Linked DNA regions of Homo sapiens: region 2 is linked to region 1. The links are chromatin loops, found by intact Hi-C in ENCODE. Cell type or tissue: Caco-2. All regions are shown on one strand. Each heading gives the region's core, and the rest is flanking DNA. Links, peaks and the distances in the headings are about the cores only.

Region 1 (8,396 bases), core at 77-8,076:
CTAACCTACTCCTGTCATTAAAGGTCAAGTAGGGAGTCTGGGTTTCTGCCTTTATCAGGCTATCCTGAAGTGCTCCAAACCACCCTATTGTGGTGGTATGATAGAAAGCCAAGTGGGGAGCCTGGACTTTCATCCCCACCGAGTGGTAATGATTACAGCCATCTACACTGTGACAAAGAACTTCTACTGGAAAGTCAGAAAGTCAGGACTTTTCTCACAAGCTCAAACCCCAGCAGTATCAGTGGAGATATCTGCAGAGCATTAATGAGGCATCCATCCCCCATTATCAGGATGGTATCAGCAAAAACCTCATGGGAAAACTGACCTAACACCCATCCTTCCCAGCTGTAATGAGAAGCTCTGTTCCCCAGGTGTTTCAATGGAAGACAAATTTGGAACTTAAAACTTCAATGCTAACCTGCCTTTAATCTGTCATTATCTTTATTCCCCCTTTGAGCAGAGTCAGACATGAGTTACAAAAACACATTTAAATAAGACCTAGTAGTTCCCAAATAATACCTAAAATTTGGGAATTTTAAATTCCCAAATTTAATTTTTTTAAACTTAAAATTTAAATTCCCAAATTTCAATTTAAAATTAAATTGAAATTACTTACATGAAATACCAAAACATCTCAACTGAGAAAAGAGCATCAAAAGATGCCAATGAGAAGGTAATACAGTTGCTAGAATTATCTGACAGAGATTGAAAAAGAGCCATCAAAAACATGCTTCCTTGAAAATTATGAACATGCTTGAAAATAAAGAAAAAATGCAAAGTCTCAATGTGACAAGTTAGACTGATTGCTAAGTCACAGGTAACAGTTCTCACAGTGTACTTCTACGCTCATTTATGACACCAACTGCAACTTAAGGAGTTTTCCAAAACCCCCCTCAATTTTGATAATTTACTTGAAGGACCCACAGACATCACTGAAGGTTATTTCACTTACAGTTATAAGTAATTACAAGAAATTGATACATTTTAAAGTCAGCCAAAGGAAGAAGTGTATCCCTCACAAAGGCGTAATTGATTATTTTACTGTCCATATGATTGATCTTAGTCTCCAGGTCAATGGATACTGTGTGAACCAAAGCTCCCACGCTACATCACATTGTTTGTCTTTCTGGTAAGGGTTTTCCTCATGCTAAATATTATCTGATGTGCCTAGCCTCTTGCATAAATAACTCTGTAGACTATTTTGAATAACTCAAATCTTCCAACAAAGGAAAAACACTACTATCATGCAAGCCAGAGATTACCTCGCTGAGCTGAACACAAAGGCCATACCTGCTGTGGACAAGGTTAATTTTTTTAAAATCAAGCAGTCAACAAAGAAATACATGTTATAAAATAAATGCCAAATTGAGATGGTAAAAGTAAAAATTGTAACTAAAACAGAACAAAGGATAAGCTCAACAGAAGAATTAATAAGACAAGGAAAGAAATATTTAACTGGAAGGTGGAACAATAGAAATTATTCAATCTGAACAGCAGTGAGAAAATATTCTGAAAGAAAATAAATAGAGCCTGGGGAACCTGCAGTACTCTAACAAAAGATCCAACTTTCTTGTCATCAGAAGCCTGCAAGAAGAGGAAAATGAAGAGGCTAAAAATTAGTCAAAGACACAATAGCAGAGAATTTTCAAAATTTGGCAAATAAATACATAAACCTAAAGTTTATGAAGTTGAAAGAATCCTAAATAGGATAAACACAAAGAAATCCACACCAAGACACACAACAGTATAATATTTGAAAATACAAAGAAAATAAATCTTGTAAACAAGGGAGAACCAACATTTACCTATAGGTAGAAAATAATTTTAATAATTTTGATCAAATACTATGAGGATGAGAAGGAAGTGACATTTTTCAAGTGCTAATAGAAAATGCTAACTATGATTCAATATCAAGCAAAAATCTTCTGAAATTGAATGGATTTTAGTAGGTTTCCAATGAAGGAAAACTAAGATAATTTTGTCACTAAAGACCTCCCTAAATTAATGGCTAGCAAAGTTCCCTAAACAGAAAGAAATAACAGAAGGTTAAAAAAACAAAAATGGGTAAATAAAATCAACTTTCATTTTCATCTTGTGTTTTCTAAATTACGTTTGGTGGCCAAAGAAAACATTATAATATGGTCTAGAATGATCCTCAATACATGTAGAGGGAATATTTAAGGTAATTACATTATAAATGAATGAGAGTAAAGGAACTTAAAGGGGAGGTAAGTTTTCTACAATTTATTCAAACTGGTAAAATACCTACACTAGTCCACCATGATAAGTTTTGTACGCATAGTGTAAAACCTCAAACAGCCATTTAAAACAAATACATACAAAGGGATACATTCTAAAATACTACAGGTAAATCAAGTAAAATTTTAAGAAAATTTTATGCATAGAAAAGCAGGACAAAAAGAAAACGGAAAGCAAAAACAAGGAATGACAAGAGAAAAAAATAAAATGGCAGACTCAAGCCTTAACATATCTAAAATTACATGAAATGGAAATGGTTTATTTTATTTACGGTAGTCAAAAACTAGAAACAACCAAAATGTTCCTCATTATGTAAATTATTACACAAAGTGTATTGCACATACCATAAATTTATATTCATCAATAACAAGAATGAACATTTTGAATGTATACTGGTACAGACAATAACTTTGATGTATCGTGAGGGCATTATGATAAGTAAAGAAAAAAGCCAATTAGAGAAAACCATGTATTGTCTGATTTCATGTGTATTACACTTTCAAAATTAAAAAGTTATGAAGATAAAAACGATTGGGTAGTGTTTGCCAGGGGTTAGGTACAGTTGGAAGTGGAGGGATTGTTGTAACTGCAAAGAGGTGGAACTGAGCATATCTTTGTAGTGATAGAATAGTACTGATCTTGACTGGTATATAACTATACACATAAATTATGCCTATTAATTTCCTGTTTCTGATATTGTGCTTTACTGATGTAAAATACAATCATTAGTAGAACCTGGATGAAAGGTACAGAGGATTATGTCTGTACTTTTTTTGTAACTTCCTAGGAATTGTTGTTATTTTAAAATAAAATGTTAAATAAAGACAGCTTAGCACCAAATAATGACGTGTTATATAAAGTTTTTTTAATATTTAAATACTATGGCTAACACACTGACTTCTAAAGTCTTTGAAAAATCCATTGGAGTTAGAATTTGTTGGTACTATAATTTTGAGTAGCTAATAATGAGTGACTTGTTAAGCAATTTATTTATCAATTCATTTAAACATCACAAACCTTCTTAGGTGGCTACTTTATTACTTGTGAGAGTACATAGCTTCCCTCAATTTCTTCATATTCCTGTAAAACGTCTTACTTATTATCCTAAAAATATATCATAAGTATTATATCTACAGCATTTTTTCCCTATATTGGGAATGAACTTTTCTGATCTAAAAGGATACTAAAACTTCTTTTCACCACACTAAGTCCACATAGTTGTAGCTCACACTCAGTTTCATGCTTAAACCCCAAAGTGCCAGAAAGACAGTAACAGCTATATCTATAGAAGTGCACATTTGAAGGAGGAATAAAGATTCTGAATTTGGATACACCTCTAGGTTGTGAAACTGTAATGTAAAATGTGAGACACATGGGGTTATCTGGTTCCTAGAGAGAGTTCATTAATATACCAAACAGGTGAAATTAGGATTTAGGCCCATTAGATCCTTTGAAGTAGGCAGCAGGCACGTGCTCTTTCCCTTTTGTGTGCAGAACAATTATTTTCTCCTGTCCCCAGGTCAAAGGCATGTTGGGTTATTTGCAGAAGAAAAAACAAACGGCATCAACCCTTCTTATGACACCACAGCAGTAAAGATTAGGGAAAAGGAGGGCTGACACATTATTTACCAGGAATACCACGTGAACTCATTCCAGTAAAATGAGTAGTACAAACCCAACATTATTCCACTTTACAGAAAAGGAAACTATGTCACAGATAGGACAAAGAACTATCTTTAAGGTCAGATGGTTGCTGAGTGATAGTGCAGAGACTAAAGCCTAAATGGCTCAGCTTGAGAGTCTGTTCATTGAGCCACTACCCCATAATGGAGAAAGGGGAAAAAATAAATTTAACAGATCACAAGCTGATAGTAGATAAATTGTCCTAACTATTTCCCACAGCAGATGCATTTTACTGGAAAGACTATTCACTTTATATGCAAAGCAAATTTTATCTTGTTTTCATTGAGAGACTCCTTGGAGAATTTTAATTAGACTGCTGAAAATTCAGTATTCATTTTAATAATTTAAAATAATAAAATAGAGCATTAATAATTACTGCTTTTTGTTAGGGACAGACACTGGGTTGACAAAACAGTGTAGAAAAAATGGAAAGTCAAGACCTCGGTTGACAAAACTATAAAAAGAGACTTGGGAATATCACATTTAAGATTACAAACAGTCTTTTGGGGTTCTCAATATAATTATGTTTTCTTCATTATTTTTCAAGAGTGTTAATTGCCTACTAGTAATTAACTTCCCATGTGACTGTCAAGAAATGTAATCAATAGTAAAAGCAGAGGGACCAAGCTGTCATTGCTTCTGTGACCAATATCTTTTTCTCACCCCTGGCAAGGTGTTTCTATTTTAATAAAATGAACAGGTGCAGATGTGGGAGATTTCTCCAGAAAGCCACTAGCTAAATCAGTTCATCTCATAGTTCTAAAATTAAAATGTAGCCAATCAGAACTTTGAAATATAATTGCCTCATTTTCCAACTTAAATATATTAAGGGCCTCCTGCTAGTGCTGCACCTGGCAAATCTACTTATTAAAGTTATGAAGGAAAGAGTTTGCTGAGACGTTTTAAATATTATGCTGACATTGTAATAAAAGAAAGGAGAAAGGTAGGCGTTATCTAATTCTACTGATGTCTGCTCAGTTTAGAATATATTGTTATTTCTACCAAGCTGATAATCAAATTTCATTCATGGAAATATTTCAAATAATTCTGTATAAAATAAAACCTACTGAATTTAAATGCATTACCTCCCTTATAGTTCTTCAATTTCTCTTGACTTTTTTCATTACTGAGATATTGTTTTATCATTTAACTCACCCAATTTTTTAAATATTTCTTTTTTAGCAAGTCTGTTTCCTTTCATCTCTATAGTGGTTGCCTGTATATTTATAGGTACTTATGTAAGTGATGAGTAGAGGCTGTAAGAAAAATGGAATTCAATTTCTATCACTCTGCTGGCAAAACAGTCATGTATGCTCTGAGATGTGATTAATCTTCATCAGCAAACAATAAATACATAGAACCAGTATTCAGGTTTTTAGCATCAACATTTTTACCTAATTTCTTAGATAGCTTTCTCTACTCTTCTAGATCCTATACAGTAATAAAACATTGAAGTTTTGACTGGCAAAAAGGTGCATTTATTTGTGTGTGGCATTACAACCAGCTTATACAAAAACAATTGCACTGGTTAAGTATATTTAAACTGCAAATGTTTATAACACTAACAATAATAACAACATAAACTAATATTCAGAAAGAAAAATCAACATATATTGAAAGGGAGATGAGTTAAAAATATAAATATAATAAATCCAGAGAAACATATTGTGTACCAAAGCAGTCATCTATGATATCCTATCTTTCTACACGATTTAGAAATTATAGGTCCATAGTACTACGTACAAAACCCTTGGGAAAAATGTGTTACATAATTTATAATATTTCATCTTTTAGAATGAAAATATGATACAAATACAGTCTCTTGGTATCCAGGGGTTCCAGGACCCTGAAAGGTACCAAAATACATGGATGCTTAAGTCTCTTATATAAAATGGCATAATATTTGCATATATCTGACACAAATCCTCTTATAAGCTTTAAATCATCTCTAGATTATTTATAATACTTAATACAACCTAATGCTATGTAAATAATTGTTATACTCTATTGTATAGGAATAATGACAAGAAAAAAGTTTGTACATGTACAGTACAGATGCAACCATTTTTTAAATTTTCTATTTTCCACCTGTAGCTGGTTAAATCCACAGTTGTGGAACACAGTTAAGAAGGGCCAACTGCAGTGCGTGTGAAATAACATTCCAATTTGTTTGAGATTGCATCATAATGCATTAGGAAAGATTTATTCCCAAGAGAACTTAGGTAAAATTAGCCTTGATTGTCAAATTAATTATAAATTTTGGTTCTGTTTTTAGAGCTTATGGGGTATTGGTATTGTAAATATCGGATTGTAGAGTTTGCTAACAATACATGCTCTTTCTTTTTTTCAATAATTTGGTAAACTATTTTACCTTATTTGTTTAAATAATGCATTTAGATTTGTTATCACTACGTAACCTTTTCTTTCCTGACTATTACAGAAATTGTGCTAGAAGTAGGTGCTCCCGGGCCGGGCGTGGTGCCTCACGCCTGTAATCCTAGCACTTTGGGAGGCCGAGGCGGGTGGATCACAAGGTCAGGAGATCGAGACCATCCTGGCTAACACGGTGAAACCCCGTCTCTACTAAAAATACAAAAAAAAAAAAAAAAAAAAAATTATCCAGGCATGGTAATGGGCGCCTGTAGTCCCAGCTACTCAGGAGACTGAGGCAGGAGAATGGCGTAAATCTGGGAGGCAGAGTTTGCAGTGAGTGGAGACCGCGCCACTGCACTCCAGCCTGGGTGACAGAGTGAGACTCTGTCTCAAAAAAAAAAAAAAAAAAAAAAAAAAAAAAGAAGTGGGTGCTTCCATGACAAACCAACAAACAAAACCATGAAGATTTTGGCCTAGTAGTCAATTGGAGATGTAGCAAAAAAATATGTCAGCTCATGTTATCCTGTGGTAATACAGTCATCTGCAATTACTTGCAAGGGAGGCCATTTGCCCCATGCAATTTTAGCTCCATAGAAAGAGGTTAAGAAGCAAAGCCTTTGTGTTTTGGGTTGATGACTAATGGCTGTGTTTGGCCATGTGTTAAAAGAAGCAGATGAGCTCTCTTTGGTACATGAAACAAAGTCAGAGATTTCATTTCTCCAGAGTTAAAAGAGCTAACTGCTTCTTGACCCCAAGCAGCAAAAGTAAGAATGAGAAAGCCTAAGGGACACATGTTCTGCAAAGGATCACAATAAGGGTGTGGTCTTCATTTAAAACCTTGACAGCTTTAACGTAGCCCGTCCCTTCAGGTTTAAGAGAAGCAGAGATGAAAAAAAGGTAAAGAAATGTAGCAGATCCAGGAACTATATCTGCAAAATAACTGGAAGTGGGGTTATTAGTAAAGGGCCATGATTAAAAAGAACCTCCCAGAAAGTAAAACTACTTCCAAGTGTTTTTGACTGTTAAATTAATTACAAATTTTGGTTAAATCCACTTCCAAGGTACTTTTCATGTACCTGTCACATAGGGTTTCAGGATGGCTACTAATAGTGACTTCGTATCTCCCATTTGTGTCCTTTACAAAGGGTTATGTTTGTTGTGGTTATTCTATTCCTCCAACATTAATATTGGTATTGGAGGCAAATAACTCATCTTTTAAACTTTGTATTCTAATCAACTTGCAGACCAATGGGAGCCATAACTGAAATTGATTAACATACTAGCCCACATCTCTCAACAAACTTGGCCTTTGCAGTTGATACAGTTATGGTACAGTTGGGTCATCTTTCCTAGGGAAGTGTGGAGTATGTTCTTTATGTGCAACAATGAGAGGAAAGGAATATTTGATATCATCATGGTGAAACAGAATGCCTACAAAGTATTATACTCTTTTATTGTTTTCTAGCTTTCTTGTTGTTATATGGTGCAACGTGTTAAGTTCTGAAAAATAAAGGGTGAATACAAGTAAAGGGCATCATTTACAGGCTGAGGCAGTAAAACAAAACAAAACAAAAACACATGTTACTGTCTCTTCCCAAGCTGTGAAAACCAGGAGGGCCTTATGTTCCAGGGCATGAAGTTAGAATATAGAGCCTCCATGATTCAAGATCCTGCAGAGCTCAACACTGATCCACTAAGGCATGTGATGTGAGAAAGAAATAAATTGTTTTAATCACCTAAGGGGTGTTTTGTTACTGCAGCAAAATGTAGCATCTCCTGAAAGTCACAAGAAATGTGACAGATGTTGATATACGATAGATAGATAGGTGATACATAGATAGATAGGAGACAGATTTCTGTTTGTTATGCTTTTCATGTCCTATAAGGAGTAAAACCTATATAGTAATTAATTCTTTTTTAATATACAGTAACATAAAGTTTTAGTTTTTAATATATTAAGAATCATTTCCAAACCTATTGACTGTTTATGCTTGTACAGAGAAGCAGCAGCATTTCTGGCTAAGGTCTAACGTTTGTATGGGCTCCAATATAAATAAACACAACATTCCTGGAAATTGAGA
Region 2 (8,396 bases), core at 72-8,071, 76 kb after region 1:
GTAAGTCATTGTAAGTTAGATTGTTAAGGAAGATCATTTAGGGTAAGAAAAATTGAATTTAAATCTTAAACTGGCTAAGCAGAGGAAAAAGGACATTCGATTCTGTAAAAGAAAATTCCACGTAGTTGAAATTGTACATGACATATTTAGGAGGGTAACAAGGACAGATTTTTAAGTGTGGAAAATATGTTATTGAGTAATGACAGCTAGATGTTGTCAGAATGTAAAGGCTTCGAAGAAAATATCTTATTGAGTAATGACAACTAGATGTTGTCAGAATGTAAAGGCTTCAAAATAATTTATATTTTTATATGAAAGGTATTAGGATGTCATCCAATCAGAAATTGATCAATTTAAGTAGATTAGCTTGGCAATACAAATCTAATAAAACTATTTTACAAAAACTACATTCAAGATTTTCAGAAACCAAATTCTTGCTTTAATTGTGACACAAAGGAATGAGCTGATATTCAGCATTGAGAACAACAACGATGATTGTAAAAAGAGAGTAAGTAGTGAGTCCAGAAACATTTGGTTTAAAGGGATGCTAAATTGTACCACTTTTGGAAGCACACTAAAATTTCATTAAATTATTTAAATTATACAATTTCATTTGTTTTCAGGTTTTCAATGTTCAACAAGAAAAATATATTGATTTGTCTTTAAACTAATGGGAAATTGGTCATGAAACATATTTTAAAGAAAAACAGATATTATGAAAATAAGTCCAGGTTTTAAAATGTCTACCACTCACTGGGTAGTAAGAAAAAAGTATTAAATCATTGTGCACAGGTACCCTAAAACTTAAAGTATAATAAAAAATAATAATAAATAAATATATGTTTTTAAAAATCCTTTACAACCAAGAACATTTCTAGTTTAAGTCTGCACTTGCTTTTCTAGCTTCCTCTCTATGTTGTTAATTAATGTATTTATTCATAACAAATTTATATTTAGTTTCAAATATTAGGGTCACAGACGAACAGATCTATGAAGGATGAAATGAAATGACCTTTTAAAAATAATATTATACTTTTAAAATCCTTAAAATTTATTGTTTAGATTTTCAAATTTGAATTCATAATGCAGAGATTTTAAGAGCAATAAAGGTTTTGAAGGTTGCAATGCAAAGATTTAAACATAAACACTGTAAACTGACTTAGGTACTTTATGATAATAAAATTATGAAATAAACATATGTTATATATATAAAATCATTTTCATTATATATATGTGTATGTATATAATTGTTTTATCTCACAGAATACAAATTATGTAGCTGGTTTGATAACAGTGACCTGGTGTAATGAATATTATGGGGGGGTGAATACCAAGATGTTATAAAAGAACATAGGAGAGGCCTGATGGCTCCTATTTGCAGAATAGTTGCATGTATCCATATTCCTCAATCACACTAATCACTTAACAGCATGAACTTGCCTATAATAATACTTTTTAAACCTTTTTATTTTAATATATATGATTTAGTGAAAAATATATTTCAATTGACAGTAATCTTTGATAGAAAATCGCATGTGTACGCTAATTTTTAAAATATAGTTATTTTTGGTAATTTTTTTACTTCCAGAAAAGTAATTGTGTTTATCTTTGTGTGACTCATGTTTCTCACTTTAAAAGTTGATGTGTTTCTTTTTATATTTTATATTATAAGTGGAAGAGAGATTTATCTATTGATTTTTTTGAACTATATTATGCTGCATAGATGTGGACAGAAAATTTCTATAGCTCTTTGAGAAGTAAGCACATTTTTCTGTGTACACCACTTAACCAGATTAAATAATAAATTATTTGAATTACATCAGTTCATGACGATAAGAAGCTGTGATTCTGGAGAAATAGAGACCAGGGGTAAACCTTTAGCTCTGACACTCACTAGCTGCTAGATCTTGGACAGGTTCTAGTTATTTAAACTTCTTAAAACTTGTGTGTTTATTTATGTTAGGATAACAAGCATACTTATATCAGGGAGTAGTGAGAGTTGTGAAAATGAAATAATCCTTGTAATATAACTGTGCACATGAGAAAAGCTCAATGAATGTTAACATCAGCTAATATTATCTTTAAAATATAACTTACACATTCAACTGCTTCACACACTTATTCATTGCCTTCTTGCAAGCCAAAATTATTAGTAGATAATTGAATTTAGGTTAATAAATTAAAGTGTGTGTGTGTGTATGTGTGTGTGTGTACTTTCTTGAGAGACTCAAAGTTGAGGGATCTTTGAAAGTGACATTTCCCTTTCTCAGAGTGCAAAAGTATTTCCAAGAGTGAAACTGTTGTGTGTCAGGAGTGTCAACATCAGCCCTAGGCAACGCTGCCAAAACTGAGATGGCCAGAGCAAGAGTCTGGAGAGACAGTGACAGAATTTTATTTGGTTTTATCTGTCTGTGACTGAGCTAATAATCAGCTTATGCTTGCTTAAATGGCTGTGGATGCCTAATTCCAAATTTATATTTAAAGTATTCATGTCTGAGAATAACAAATCTATGAAGGCTGAAATAAAATAGCCTAACCATAAAAAAGTGCTAATCTTTAACTTCAAAAAGATTCTGAAATTATATAGTTTAGGTTTTAAAGTTTGTATCCACATTGCACAGATTTGGAGAGCAATAAAGGATTAGAAGGTTGGAATAAGGGACCTTTGAAATAAGATTATTACTGCTCAGAGCAGATTTAACCATGAGACGAGGTAATTGTTTTTCTATCAACATATGTTCTAATACTTCAGTGAAAAGCGTTACACATCTAGAATGTCTGTCCTGAATTTGAGCAATATTGTTTTCCATATTTTTGAGGGTTTCAAAAGGATCACAAAGAAGTCATACAAGTATATTTCAATATAGTCTTGATCATGTTATTAAAATGGCATCTATTTTTAAAAAGGTGAAACACAGGTATATAGTGTAATACTATGCGTGAGTGCATGAATTGTTGAAGAGAAAACGAAATGTTCCATCTTCTGAGAAAAAAAAAGTGGCTATAATAAAGAAAATGCCTACAATATTTCTTTAAAAGATGATAGTAGGAATAACATTCATAATAGGAATAAGAGTTTACATTTATTTCCTGTTTATTCTGTGCACAGGCATTCTTTTAAATGCTTTACCTGCAACTGTGCTTTAATTCTTAGCACAACCCTATATTTAATTCCTATTTTCCAGGTGAAGTAAATGAACAGGATTCAAAGTGGACAGTCTGGCTCCTAAGAAAATGGTCTCAAGCTAATATAGTGTATTGTCACTCAAGAACCTAAATGTTACATCACAAATAAAAGTTATTGTATCTTTGATGTTGTCCTGCTATGGCAATAAATGACTGTTTTCCCTGAGGTTGTTAAGTGCTTCCATCTGCCCCCTCCCTCACTCCATTATTCTGTGAAACAAAACTTTCAACACATATTTAAAAAATAATATTTAGATTTTTTCCTCTGAGTTTGTCTTCATTCTAATGCTTAATAGATATGTAACTAAGTCATTAAAATTGATAAGGTTCAATTGTATTCAAATTTTAAAATGGGATTAGCATTTACAAACTACTGAAAGGAGATGAAATTAAAAAAAAAAAAAGTGACTGGCCCCAGAATGAGAGATGTTCACCAAACAGTTAATATTACTGGACCAGAACAGAAGTGATGTATTATGACAGGCTTTAGTGTGTGGCTTATTCTTCTTATGTGTAAAATTTCTACTACAGTTTATAAATTTTATTGTACATAGTTGCCACGGAGCCCCAAAATGCATATAAATTAAAAGCCATCTGCTGTTGTCCTCTTCTCTACAGAACTTTCAACTTTTCCTTACCTTCTTGTAGACATATTCCTCCATATTGATGGTTAGCTGGTATTTAAGGAATCCCTAATAACAGTTTTGGGTTGTTGATTTACATACATAATGGACCTTGCAACCTCTGTGTATACGTAATAGTTCTCTGGGACTGCATATTTTAACATGAGATTCCTGAATCCTACTCCTAGAAATTCTTATGTCTGGGATGGGGCCCAGGAACTTGGTTCACCAATCATACCTAACATCTTTAATGAGAGAAATAATCATATCTTAAGTTGATTTTCTTTAAAACAAAAAAAATGTATAGTCAAACATTTAATTCATGTTGTTTCATTATGAGCATTTACCCAGTGTAAGACTCTGTCGTAGGTGGGTTTTACCTGTTATATCCTTTCATCCTGGCAACAGATCAGCAAGTGAAATCACAGTTTAACACATTGGGACTCAGAAAACTATCGATAGTCCACAGTCATGCAGAATCATAATTTGAACAAATATTTGCTTGAATTCCAAAGCTTCTGCTGAAGGTTAAAGAAGCTAAGTAACTCGTCACAGGGCACAGGGTAAAGTATGGCTGTAAAGTCAGATATTCACACTCCTACTCTAGTCCTCTTTTGACACATGTATAATGTGTATCCTGTGGAGAAGAGCAAATCTTAAATAAATGGAAAATATTATAGGTTGAACAAAGATGACTAGAAGAAACAGCTGTCTAAACATTTCAAACTAGTATGTCACATGATTTCTCAGTGGTATAAACATTAATGGCCTTTTAGCTAATGATTAATTTTTCCAGTTAAATTTTAAGTGAACTCCGGAAGATATTTTTCTGCTCATAATTCTTTCACCTAAAAGATTTTTGAGGAATTATTTTCAAAACTTAAACTCTTCCTTATAGATAAAGATTCTCTATATCCTTGAATTGGTCGAAATCATGGTATTTATCATGTCAATTGCTTTTTTAAAGTTTGCATTCTAGTTTCCTTCTTCTGTTCCTCCATAATCTGTAGTTCCTTCACTATAATGTATTTATCCCCTCCCTTTCCTTAGTTTCTCTCTGTCTTCTTTCTCCCTTCCTTTTTTCCTTCTTTTATTTAGAATGTTTACTGAAGTATTATTAAGCAGATGTCAGGGATATTGCCACCTGTTTGATAAAAAACAACAGAAGACCTACTTGCCACCCATGTGGTCACAATTCTTAGCCCAAGTAGACCGTAAATAGTGTGTCTAACCAATGTGTATACATGAATAAAATGTGGCTTCTTTTATTTGTGTTAATACTTAAGCATAAAAAGAAACAAAGTGGAAATACACTTGATACAAACTAATTTTGAATTGTTAGGACATTTGTCTCCAAAATTCTTTTACAGTTTTAAGATAAAGTAAGGGGAACTAAATTTTACCTTGTTGGGTGGGGGAACCACCTATGTGAAAAATTCATTATACAATTCTGCAATTTGCTTAGTCTTTATTTTTGACTGCTGCTTTCACTAAGATTACACAAGGAGTAAAGAAAAGACAGGTAACTAAATTTCTTCTTTCTTGAAAAATCTATTTCCTCCTTGTAGAATGTAGCAAAATAGTCAAAAGGTAGGTGCTAGAGGAAAAAGGACGCAAAGGAGCAAGTAAGAAAATCTACATACTATCTCCTTAGTCCCAGGGTACCAGAGCTTTGGCAGTATGCTGAATTATCAGTATTCATACATGAGAGCTGAAACCCAAGAAGCTGAAATCCAACAGCCGAAACGCTTTCCTTCCATAATGTATTTGCCAGACATGCAAAGGATTGGAAAAGACAGAAAGCTGAAAAAAGTTCTTGCTTTTCTAAAGTGTCCAAATGATTCTTTCTACAGTGCCCTACTTTTGTGAGCTCTATCTTTGCCTTAGGTCTATTAATTTCATTTTTTGTTTTCTTCTTATGATTTGGAAACATGATTAGAGCTTACAGTGGGAGATGAGTTGGCTCAAGGAATTAATTCTTTGGTTTCAGGGAAGAAAATATAATTTTCATCTGGATAGGATGTATATTTTATGTAGTTTATATTAGATATACATAAATGAGAACTGAATAAAGAAGCAAAAACAGGAGAGGACAGAGAAAGAGAAAGGTAGCAATGAAAAAGGAAGAAAGAAAAAGGAAGGCATAAAGGAGGAAAGAATGTGATTGAGAAAAAGAATGAAATGGCATAAACATGTCAGTAACTGTAAATGATGAATCTGTAGTATTAACATCTGCATTGTAAGACTGAATACAGAAATGATTAATCAAGCTATTTTATAAACCAGCAATAGGAAGCTTTTTGCACATATATTCTGTGGTGAGAAAACAAGGAACCACAGCAAGAGTAGCAGAGACACTCATATATTGATGTAATGTTTATGAAGTGCCAAATAGCCTCACATTTTTGTTATTTCACAACACACTGGGCATACTTTTGGGAGAATTTTTGAGAGAATTTATCTTAAAAGTATCTGGAGAAATTCAGAAATAAATTATCTTAGTCCACTTCATGCTGCTGTAAGAGAATATCACAGACTCGGTAATTATAATGAACAGAAATGTATTGGTTCAGGTTTCTGGAGTCTGGAAAGTCAAGATCAAAAGACTGGCATCTGGTGAGGGCCTTTTTGCTGCATCATCTCATGGTGGAAGAGCAAAGAGAGGGCAAGACAGAGAGCAAAAAGGAGCCAAACTTGCCCAATTATAAGAAACTAACTCCCAAGATAAGGGCATTAATCTGTTCATGAGGGCATTTCTCCAAGGACACATCATATTCCATTAGATACCACCTCACAATATCACTGCATTAACAATCAAGTTCCCAGCACATGAACTTTGGGGGACATATTCAAACCATGAATCTAATAGGTTTAAAATTTCAATCAGTGATTTTCAGTATAAGAAATAATTAAAAGGAAAATGTTTTATGGTTGGCTTAGATTTGATTTATTTTTTTCTTTTATTCTGAGTATATACGACACAGTTGCATTTACAGAAGCTGGACAAGAAAGGCTTTTGCGTGTTTTTAATTGTGCAAATGTCAAATAAAGTGTTGTATTACTTTACTACCTGCTACTTCAGAGCTAGGATTTTCCAAGTGTATTAAATATTCAGTTTAGGGTTTAAAATTCACTTAAAAATACCCTTCTTAAGAAAATGTTCCTTTGGCTAATCCATGCATTTTATTCAATATTCAATAAATATTAAAGGCTTGTTATCTCCTGGCATTCTACTGGGCACAGGTTATGTAGCTATGAAAGAAAACATACAAGATTTTGGCAAATGGGTATTATATGTAATGAGAAAAACAATATAAATAAGTAAATACACAGTAATACAAAATCTTAAGCAGAAAAATGCACTATGAAAAACAGTAAGTAGATATTTAAAGGATTGAGTACAGCATATATATTTTGCAGGAAATCCAAAATGTATTAAATGTGAACACCAAAAAAGCATAAGAATACCAAAAATGGAATTGTTGTGTATCTACTGTGAAACAGACACTTTGCAATATTCTAAGTACATGCATAGAGTTTGACCTTAATTTATTTCTCACAAAATCTCAACATGGACGATATTACTATTCCCATTTTTCATATGAGAGAACTGTGTGTTATAGAGGCTGTGCAACTTTTCCCATGATCATACATGCAGTATGAGAAAGCAACAAACTGAAAACAAGGAATTGTGTTATTACAAGGCCATTGCTCTTCCCTCATTATTTTACTGGTTTTAAGACACCAAAATAGTTTAAATAATGCGAGAAAATCAGAAAAGTGAGATTTGAAAAAGGAATCATGATTAACCTGATGAGAAAAAAAATGTTAATGACTCAAATCAAACACATTAAACTAACACACTTACCCCTTATTGAAGGAGCTTGTTGATTTTAATGAGATATTTTCAACTATTTTCTTGAGCAGCCTGTAAGAATAAACATGTTTTAATATTTCTTTGAGTGGGTACTTGTTCTTTCAATGTTGATGACAACCCTAGCATCTAAATACACTGATTGACAATTTAGAGCTGTTTTTCTTTCATTTTTCTTTTACTTTCTATTCATCCTTCCTGCAACACTAGTGGTTTATAAAGCTAAGAGTAAATGAATGAACAATCACCATGTATATGCTCTAATTCTCCTACAGATATTTTATGATAAAATCACTTACCTTTCTTCTTCTTATTTCAAAACAATAATGACCCATTTTTATTTACAATGGTCTTCCATGTGCACTAATGAGATAGCATGCAATGTCTTTAGAAGATATCACATATTTAGAAATGTATTGCAGTTCAGACCAAGTATAGCTCTAATCTTGTTTTGTGCAGTGATAAATGGAATATACATACACACGTCTGTGTGTGTGTGTGTGTGTGTGTGTGTGTGTATTATATAGTCTAATTATGAGCTCTATGAATCTTTTATTTCATTTAAATTACTGGCTGGAGATGACCTGAAGAAATGATAGCAAAGATTTCTGAGCTACGGTTTACTGCAGTACACAGAATATCTTTGTATTTATGTAGATTCGTTCTGTTTTGTATTTCTAGAACCTCAACCTACTGGCTTACTCGCATCCAGT

What was found. Hi-C counts contacts between places; a loop is a spot of excess contacts. Peaks named below come from ENCODE experiments on the same cell type or tissue, not always from the same donor. Only the 100,000 strongest peaks of a DNase experiment are listed, where the experiment ranks them.
Region 2: a loop joins it to region 1, with 7 times the contacts of the local background. A loop is called at or near these places in 1 of 110 quality-filtered maps.

Annotation. Positions count from the first base shown.
Region 1 is chr1:190,175,491-190,183,886 of GRCh38, reverse strand. All of the region lies in intron 6 of BRINP3 (BMP/retinoic acid inducible neural specific 3), which reads left to right. Among named protein-coding and RNA genes, the nearest start is that of BRINP3, 300 kb to the left of the region's middle. In Caco-2, for the core only: no CTCF peak of the experiment used is centred there; a DNase peak (open chromatin) is centred at 3,786.
Region 2 is chr1:190,099,103-190,107,498 of GRCh38, reverse strand. It overlaps BRINP3 (BMP/retinoic acid inducible neural specific 3), which reads left to right. Exons shown (of 8, transcript NM_199051.3): 8 at 8,365-8,396. Among named protein-coding and RNA genes, the nearest start is that of LINC01701, 330 kb to the right of the region's middle. In Caco-2, for the core only: no CTCF peak of the experiment used is centred there; no DNase peak of the experiment used is centred there.